Linked DNA regions of Homo sapiens: all the other regions are linked to region 2. The links are chromatin contacts, found by Hi-C in ENCODE. All regions are on one chromosome and are shown on one strand. Each heading gives the region's core, a stretch centred on a gene start or an enhancer-like site at or near the end of the contact. The rest is flanking DNA. Distances are from core to core; before and after follow the strand shown. Region 1 holds the start of FBXO10 (F-box protein 10). Region 2 holds the start of TOPORS (TOP1 binding arginine/serine rich protein, E3 ubiquitin ligase). Region 3 holds the start of TOMM5 (translocase of outer mitochondrial membrane 5).

Region 1 (2,719 bases), core at 31-2,530, 5.0 Mb after region 2:
TCCTCCAGCTCTGACAGTCAATCACCGTACTGTGTTTTTTTTTTCGGTGGCTACACATGCCTGGCACTTTTCTCTCCCCTCAGAGGGAATCTGATACCAATCTGCTCAAGTAAATTGATGTTCCCATCCAGCCTGACTCATATGGTAGGAACAACAGGTTCATATGCCAATTGTAAAAGAGAAGGCAAAGGGGGCCCAGAATGAGAAAAAGAAAAGGTCTTACAAACCAAAACGGCAGTTTTCAGGACTAAAAATATAGAAACAAATGTGATTATTCTGCTGAAAAAGCCCTTCACGTGGGGCAATCTCTAGCTTACTAATAATGCTTATATTAACAGCATTATCTACTGAGGCTTTTGTGCCAGACACTGTGTGCTAAACCCTTTACAATTAATCCTCCCAGCAACCCATGAGCTTATTACCTCCTTTTCACAGATGAGGAATCAATCTGGCTGAAGGTCACAAAGCCAGTAAGTGGCAGAACTGTGATCTGAACCAGAGCTAACTGACTCCAGAGTTCTGGCTCCTCAAATGACTTTCCCCTCTGTTCTTCACTGTAGTCCTAAGAGCGAGGCAGGACAGGGGTTATCACTTTTTGTTTAAAGATGAAAAAACCGTCTGAGAGGCTTGAGATTTGCATAAAATACACAGTGGGTGCCCAGCCCCATATTTGCCCCTTGAGATTTGCATAAAATACACAGTGGGTGCCCAGCCCCATATTTGCCCCTGCGTTCCTAGGTGAAGGCTCTTCCCATCCCAAGAGTCAGCTTCTTCTTCTTCGACTTTACTTACACACTCGAAAAATCTCAGGGCTGGAGGCACCGCGGAGATACATGCTCCGCGTCCGGTAGTTTTACGGGAGGGTAAACCAAGGCATAGCTCTCCGTCGGCGCGCCTGAGCCTCCGGATGCCGGGGGACCGCGGAGCCGCGGGCGGCCTGAGGGTACGCCTCATGGTCCTGCCAGACCCCTGATGCCCGAAGCCCGACCAGACGCTCAGCCTCGGCCAGGACTGAGCGGCGCCTCCTGGGTCGGTCGCCTGGGGAAGCGCCCCGGGTCCCCTCCCCCGGCCGCCCAAGTTCGCCCGCAGCCTCTGCGCACCGGCCGCTTACCTCACAGGGCGCTCGCCCACCGCGGAGTCCGGGCCGCGGCCGCCGGTGCCCTGGAAGCCACCCGCCGCCCCCGCTGGAGCCGCAGCAGCCGGTAGGATTGCGGCGTGCGGCCAGCCCCGCCCGGGGGCGGACAGCTGCCTGGGGATCGTGCGGAGCCGCCGCCGTCATGTGACGCGCAAGGCGGCGAAGGATGCCGGGAGCAGCTGGCTGGCCGGGGCTGGGCTTCCCGACCACCGCGCATAAAAGCTGTATCTGCAGGAGGGGCACCGGGAGGCGGGAGGAAGGCAGACGAGGAGGGGGCGCGTGGGGCTTCGGGTACTGCAAAGGCGAGCTTGCGGAAGGACGATTCAGGCTCGTGTTGCGTGGCCCCAGAAGGGGCAGAAATAGAACCAGTGGGTGGAAACTGCAGGGAGGCATGCTAAGGCCAATACAGTGTAAATAAGATTCCTGCGAGCACCAGTTATCTAACAGTATAAGGAGCAGTTTCCTGGGGTGCTAGGCACCCTGTAGATGAGCATGTAGGGTCTGGGTTCATTCACTGAACAAACTGACCATTGGCTACCTGCCAGACAATGTACTAGGAGTACATATTAAATTAGTTGTATGTATGGCGCTTAGCATAATGCCTGCCACAAAGTAAATGCTGTATGTTTGTTGCTGCTGGTGCCGTTACTATTATGGGCACAAAAGTGAACAAAGCAGATATGGTTCCTCTTCTCCTGAAGTTAATTCTGTAGTGGAGAAGGTAGACGGTAATCAAGTGTCATTTAAACCAATATGTGTTTAAAATTGTAGAAAATGCACGGAAGGAGCTGTAATTTAAAAATAGGGGCCAGGTGTTCATGCCTGTAATCCCAGCGCTTTTGCAGGCCGAGGCTGGAGGAAAGATCACTTGAGCTCAGGAGTTCGAGGTTAACAGTGAGCCATGATTGTGCCACTGCACTCCAGCCTGGGTGACAGGGCGAGACTCTTGTTTCAAAAATAAAACTAAATAAATTAGGGACCAAGGAAGGGTAGTCAAGGAAGACCTCTCAGAGTAAGATAAAGAGTTAGCCAAATGGAAGAGGGGCAGGGTAAGCCCTGTGAAAACTCTTGGACCAGGTGGGTTGGGTTGGAGGAGAAAAGATCGCTCTTTGTGGAAATGGAAAACGTCTAGCTTGTCTGAAGCTTTTTAACGGGAAGAACAATATAAGTGAGGTCAGAAAGGTAGGTAGGGGCCAGATCACGCAGCACTTAATAGGCCATGATAAGGATTTTAAAATTGTACGTAACAGGAAGCCATCGAAGGGGTGGAGGATTTGATACCTTTTAAAGCAGTATGTCAGCTACTATGTGAAGACAGGAGTTAAGGGTGGAAGCAGAGATTGGTAGCTTAACCTATTAACTGGGCCCGTGGAGGTGCTATTTATTGAAATGGGAACTATTGTAAGGGGAATATATTTGGAAGCGGGGGGAGATCAAGAACTCCCATTTGAACTTGTTAAATTTGACACTGCCAGTTAGAATGACTATTAACAAAAAGACAAAAAAATAACAAATGCTGGTGAGGACATGGAGAAAAGGGAACTCTCATACACTGAATTATACAGCCAGTATAGAAAAATGCAT
Region 2 (2,700 bases), core at 24-2,523:
TATCTTTAGTGTCTAGATAGGGGAATTGTTAGATGGACTTGAAGTCTCTCACCTCCTGTTGTACGCCTCCCGGAAGCAACACCAGGAGTCCAACGGGATCCCAAACCAGAGCCCAACCAGTATCCTATAAAGTCTTCAGAGAGGGATCCCCTCCAGGCTGGGGAGAAACAGGACAACCTAACAAAACAGGGCCTGGACTCCTCCCTAAACAGACCACGTTTTTCTCCGCTCTTCCCCTTCCCACTCCCTGAAATCTAGACTAAAACTCTTTTAAGATAACTGCGAGGTATAAAGAACGTCTAGAGCCTAAGCGGCCCGTTGCCAGATTCTACTCCTCAGGCCTCAAATGTGAGCGCCCCAAACATTCTAGAGCTGAACCTGGTACGCTCGCCCACCAAACTGCCGTGCTCGGGGCTTAGTATCTCACGCGCGGCAGTTCAAGAACATCAGACACGCTCAACAAACACTTGTTGCTTGACTGATACATTATGGCGGGTAACGCGTCCCACGTATTTCTTCTTAGAGATATACATTACGCTATACGTTTCTGAAGAATGGCTCGATTTACAGGGGTTCCCACAACGATTTGTCACATATAAAAGAGTGGGTGGTATTTTTACGTCAAAGATGAACAGGCGAACGTCCATCTAAATCGTGTGGTATCAGATGCGGGGAGGCGTGGGGGAGGGAGCGGGGGAGAAAGCGTTAATTCTTCCAGCTTTAGAGCCAGACGTAATATTTAAAACGTGGATTGTTTTTCAAATTAACTTTTAAATGGACACGACAGCACCTTATCCTGCATTAATATTGCATTGCAACTAGAAAGAAAACCAGTGGAGGTACGCCTATCTCCTTAGTTGGCAAAAAAAAAAAAAAAAAAGCAATTTTTAACATTTTCTCGTTTATTCCCCTCTCTAAAAGGCGGGCAAGGCCCCCGATCACGTGATACCGCCCCCCAACTCCGGGCGGAAGAGGCCAGCGACAGCGCTGCACGAAGCGAGTGGGCGGGCGCTCGTGCCCGGCTAAAAGATGGCTGCTGGCGCCTGGCAGCCACCGCCTGGGAGGTTACTGTAAGGCCCGCAGCTCCCGCCAGCTCCCGCGGACTGCTGCCGCCTCCTTACCATGAAGCCAGTAAGTCGTCGCACGCTGGACTGGATTTATTCAGTGGTAAGTCCCGGGGATCGCGGGCCCCCACCGTGTCGACTCACTGGGCCCGCAGGCGGAAAGGCCCTATTTCTTCAGCACCCAGAAACTCCAAAATCCATTCCTGAATTAAGCATTTCACTCCCTCACCTCGACTCCGCCTCTTCCTGGAGGATACGATCTTCCGCTTCTTACGTAAGGGCTGCTGGGTGTACCCGCCACTGGAACCCCATTTATTCGACTTTGTTACTTTAATTCCCACCTTAGCAATGGCAACGGTAACCTGACGGGGGCGAGGGGAAATATCAGGTAGATTTCACACCTCCTTTGCGATTTTTGGTTTAGTTGCTGCTTGCCATCGTTTTAATCTCCTGGGGCTGCATCATCTATGCTTCGATGGTGTCTGCAAGACGACAGCTAAGGAAGAAATACCCAGACAAAATCTTTGGGACGAATGAAAATTTGTAACTCTTCTGGATTTAATTATCTGAAAATACAGTTCTTTCCCTCATGCTTATGTAGATATAAAAATAAAATTCATAATGCAAAGTTCCCAAGTTTATTTTTGCATTATCCTTTATAACAAGCACTAGTATGCAAATTTTTCACTTAGAGATTTTAGTATTTTACATTCTCATGACAAAATTAACAGCAACCTAAATCTGACAGTCTTGAGTGTCAGATCATAGTTGGAATAAGCTTTTCAATCAAGTTTCTAAATTCTTCAAAAATGATTCGGAAAGCTTTTTTTTTTTTTGAGACGGAGTCTTGCTCTGTCGCCCAGGCTCAGTGGCACTATCTCGGCTTACTGCAAGCTCCGCCTTCTGGGTTCACACCAATCTCGTGCCTCAGCCTCCGCAGTAGCTGGGACTACAGGAGCCCGCCACCACGCCCGGCTAATTTTTTTGTATTTTTAGTAGGGACGGGGTTTCACTGTGTTAGCCATGATGGTCTCGATCTCCTGACTTCGTGATCTGCCCGCCTCGGCCTCCCAAAGTGCTGGGATTACAGGCATGAGCCACTGCGCCTGGCCGGAAAGATTTCCTTAAAACAAAAGTGCATGGAATTGCTGTTCTTACATTTGTTTATTGTGATATTTCACTGTTGCATACCCTGATACCAAATTAGTGTAAGTACTGTGTAAGAAAAAAACAAACAAACATGTAACTAAATACTTTTCCATACCGTTTTCCAAGTCAAGAATGACCAGAAAAAGTAGGTAGTCTCTCATATTTGTTTAGCATGTCCACTTTTTACTTATTGTTAAATTACTCAGTCTCAAATTGTACAATGCTTGAAAACAGATATGACAATTTCTGAGATTAAACTTTATTAAAGTTACTTTTCCAGAAAATTCAGTAAATATGGTAATATAGGAACAAACTTAGGCTCATAAGCCTTTTAACTTTTTACATAATCTTTAATGATGTTGATCAGGAAATTCTTTCATTGGTGGAATTACTTCTCCAGTCTCCAGAATTGTATCACCCTAGGAAAACAAAGATACAGTTAGTACAAAAATCTTAAGTCTACAGAGGTGATAGTTCTATTCTGTTC
Region 3 (2,700 bases), core at 145-2,644, 5.0 Mb after region 2:
TCAAGACTATATAATGGGAGTAACTTCCTGTCAATTTTAAGATATAGAAAAAAAAACCTCAAATATTTGCATTAATCCTATAGACTCATATTCTTTTTTCCCATTTTTTTCCAAAAAACTAATGACTCACTTCACCCTCTATACAAAGAAACAGAAATGAAGCAAAACTTTTTGGATTTCAAAGGTCAGCACTTTTGAAAGGGAAGGAACCCGGCCGCTGGTTCACGCCTGTAATCCCAGCACTTTGGGAGGCTGAGGCAGGTGGATCACCTGAGGTCAGGAGTTCGAGACCGGCCTGGCCAACATGGTTAAACACCCATCTCTACTAAAAATACAAAAATTAGCCGGGCGTGGTGGCGCGCGCCTGTAATCTCAGCTACTTGGGAGGCTGAGGTGGGAGAATGGCTTGAACTCGGGAGGCAGAGGTTGCAGTGAGCCAAGACTGCGCCACTGCACTCCAGCCTGGGCAACAGGGCGTGACTGTGTATCGAGGAAAAAAAAAAAAAAGAAAAGAAAAGAAAGGGAAGGAACCTGGTACTGAGTTAAGAGTTCTGGATTTTAGGTCAAGATCATTCACTGAATCGCTGAGTGACCTTTGGCCAGCCTTCCCAAGAAGGCTGTTTCTTCCTTCTAGAACTATGGTTCTGTTTCTCTGTTTCTCTGTCTGCAAAAACGAGGGAGTTCCTCTAGGGATAATTACTTGAGCTCTTTCAGCTCAAACATTCTTTTTTTTGAGATGGAGTCTTGCTCTGTCACTCAAGCTGGAGTGCAGTGTCGCGATCTCGGCTCACTGCAACCTCCGCCTCCTGGATTCAAGCAATCCTCCCACCTTAGCCTCCCGAGGAGCTGGGATTACAGGCGCCCGCCACCACGAACTCCTGACCCCAAATGATCCGCCCGCCTCGGCTTCACAAAGTGCTGGGTGGGATTACAGGTGTGAGCCAACGCGCCCGGCAGCTCAAACATTCTTCAAGCTGGGAGAACCAGGATGATTAAACACGCGCGCCGGCCACCACGTGCACTTCAGTGCCCGGACCCTGACCCGCAGACCTCAAACCGCGCATATGCCCGTCGCCTTCAACGCGCACCCTCCTTGCTCCCCGCTACCGTTCAGCTCAGTTCGAAGGCCCCGATGACCCCTTAGAGTTAAGGGGTGCCCGTCGGTGAGCTCCCCGCTGGTCTCACAGTCACAGCCCGGGAGACACTCACTGACTCGCAGGAGGGCCACGTAGATGAGAAAGTTCCGTATGGAGGAGATCACATCCTCGCGCATCTTCCGTTTCATCTCCTCCGGGTCCAGCTTCGGCGCGAGGCCCTCAATCCGGAACATCGCGGCTCTGACTTAGCAGCTTCCAGCCGCCGCGCTCTGCTCTCCACGGTGGCCGCCTCGCGCCCGGAACTCGGCCTATCCTCACTTCCTGTTCCCGCCCTCTCGTTGCCACACTCGACGATGGATGCCTGCACGGGACAATCCACGTCCTGACCCAGCTGATCTGAAGTGCGGTGTGAAGCGGGCGGCCGCAAGCTCAGCAACGCAGGCTCTGGTTTCTCCACGCTGTCTTTAATAACATCTGTCATACAAAAATCAGCCCGGCTCGGTGGCGCGTGCTTACAATCCCAGCTACTCGGGAGGCTGAGGCAGGAAAATCGCTTGAACCCAGGAGGGGGATGTTGCAGTTAGCCGAGATCGCGCCACTGCGCTCCAGCCTGGGCGACAGAGCGAGCGAGACTCCGTCTCAAAATAATAATAATAATAATAATAATAACAACAACAATAACATCTATCTTGAGCCTGGAGCGCTGCGCTGTAAAGTGCTTTTACGCGCTGGAGGGGGCTGTGCACATAGGTACCACTGTAAACAGTGATAACTAACATTTATTGAATATTCAATATAATTGTCCCCCGTGAATTCGATATTATAATCTTCGTTTCCTAGATTAGACAATTGAAGCACAGAGATCTTTAAAACATCTTGCCCAAATGTGCTTTAATTTTTATTTATTTTTTTATTGCTAATTGTGGTGGTTGAGACTGTTCTGGAACTCCTGGGTTCCAGGATCCAAGCGATCCTCCCGCCTCGGCCTCCCAAAGTGCTGGGATTACAGGCGTGAGCTATCGCGCCTGGCCCCCAAATGTGCTTAAAAATACCTCAGAGGGGGAAAAAAGTATTGAGAGAGATAAGTGATGTCAGCAAAATATTAAAAACTGCTGGTGACTAGTACTTCATTTTAGTTAATTATTCTAGTCTTTCTTGAGTATGTTTGAAACTTTACATAAGTTAAAACAAAGAGACAAAGATGAAACTTTTTTTTTTTTTTTTTTTTTTTTGGAGACAGAGTCTCGCTCTGCCGCCCAGGCTGGAGTGCAGTGGCGCAATTTCAGCTCACTGCAACCGCTGCTTCCCAGGTTCAAGTGATTCTCCTGCCTCAGCCTCCTGAGTAGCTGGGATTACGGTTGCGCAGCACCACGCCTGGCTAAATTTTGTATTTTTTGTAGAGACGCGGTTTCACCATGTTGGCCAGGCTGGTCTTGGAAACTCCTGATCTCAGGTGATCTGCCCACCTCGGCCCCCAAAAGTGCCGTGATTACAGGCATGAGCCACCGCACCTGGCCTTTTTACAGATTATTGAAGCACAGAGGTCTTTAAAATACTGTTAGCCAAGTAACACAATATGTATAAAGCAAGTTCAAATCTGATC

What was found. Hi-C counts contacts between places; a loop is a spot of excess contacts on that map. Pooled maps may share reads with other maps.
Region 1: a pooled map shows a loop between it and region 2 (3-fold over the local background). The contact joins the promoter of FBXO10 here to the promoter of TOPORS in region 2. A Hi-C loop is called at or near these places in 5 of 50 pooled maps.
Region 3: a loop to region 2 is called in a pooled map, with 7 times the contacts of the local background. The contact joins the promoter of TOMM5 here to the promoter of TOPORS in region 2. A Hi-C loop is called at or near these places in 5 of 50 pooled maps.

What each region holds. Positions count from the first base shown.
Region 1 is chr9:37,575,100-37,577,818 of GRCh38, forward strand. FBXO10 (F-box protein 10) reads right to left here and starts at 1,281. Exons shown (of 11, transcript NM_012166.3): 1 at 1,112-1,281. RefSeq lists a silencer at 935-1,314.
Region 2 is chr9:32,551,313-32,554,012 of GRCh38, forward strand. It overlaps TOPORS (TOP1 binding arginine/serine rich protein, E3 ubiquitin ligase), which reads right to left and starts at 1,274. Exons shown (of 3, transcript NM_005802.5): 1 at 1,122-1,274. The coding sequence starts at 1,124. SMIM27 (small integral membrane protein 27) reads left to right here and starts at 1,015. Exons shown (of 2, transcript NM_001387564.1): 1 at 1,015-1,167; 2 at 1,489-1,695. The coding sequence starts at 1,123. The coding sequence ends at 1,611. It overlaps NDUFB6 (NADH:ubiquinone oxidoreductase subunit B6), which reads right to left. Exons shown (of 4, transcript NM_002493.5): 4 at 1,689-2,632. The coding sequence ends at 2,564. RefSeq lists a silencer at 1-54 and enhancers at 334-1,048, 695-904, 915-1,244, 1,049-1,762.
Region 3 is chr9:37,591,203-37,593,902 of GRCh38, forward strand. TOMM5 (translocase of outer mitochondrial membrane 5) reads right to left here and starts at 1,395. Exons shown (of 2, transcript NM_001001790.3): 1 at 1,210-1,395. The coding sequence starts at 1,330. RefSeq lists an enhancer at 992-1,751.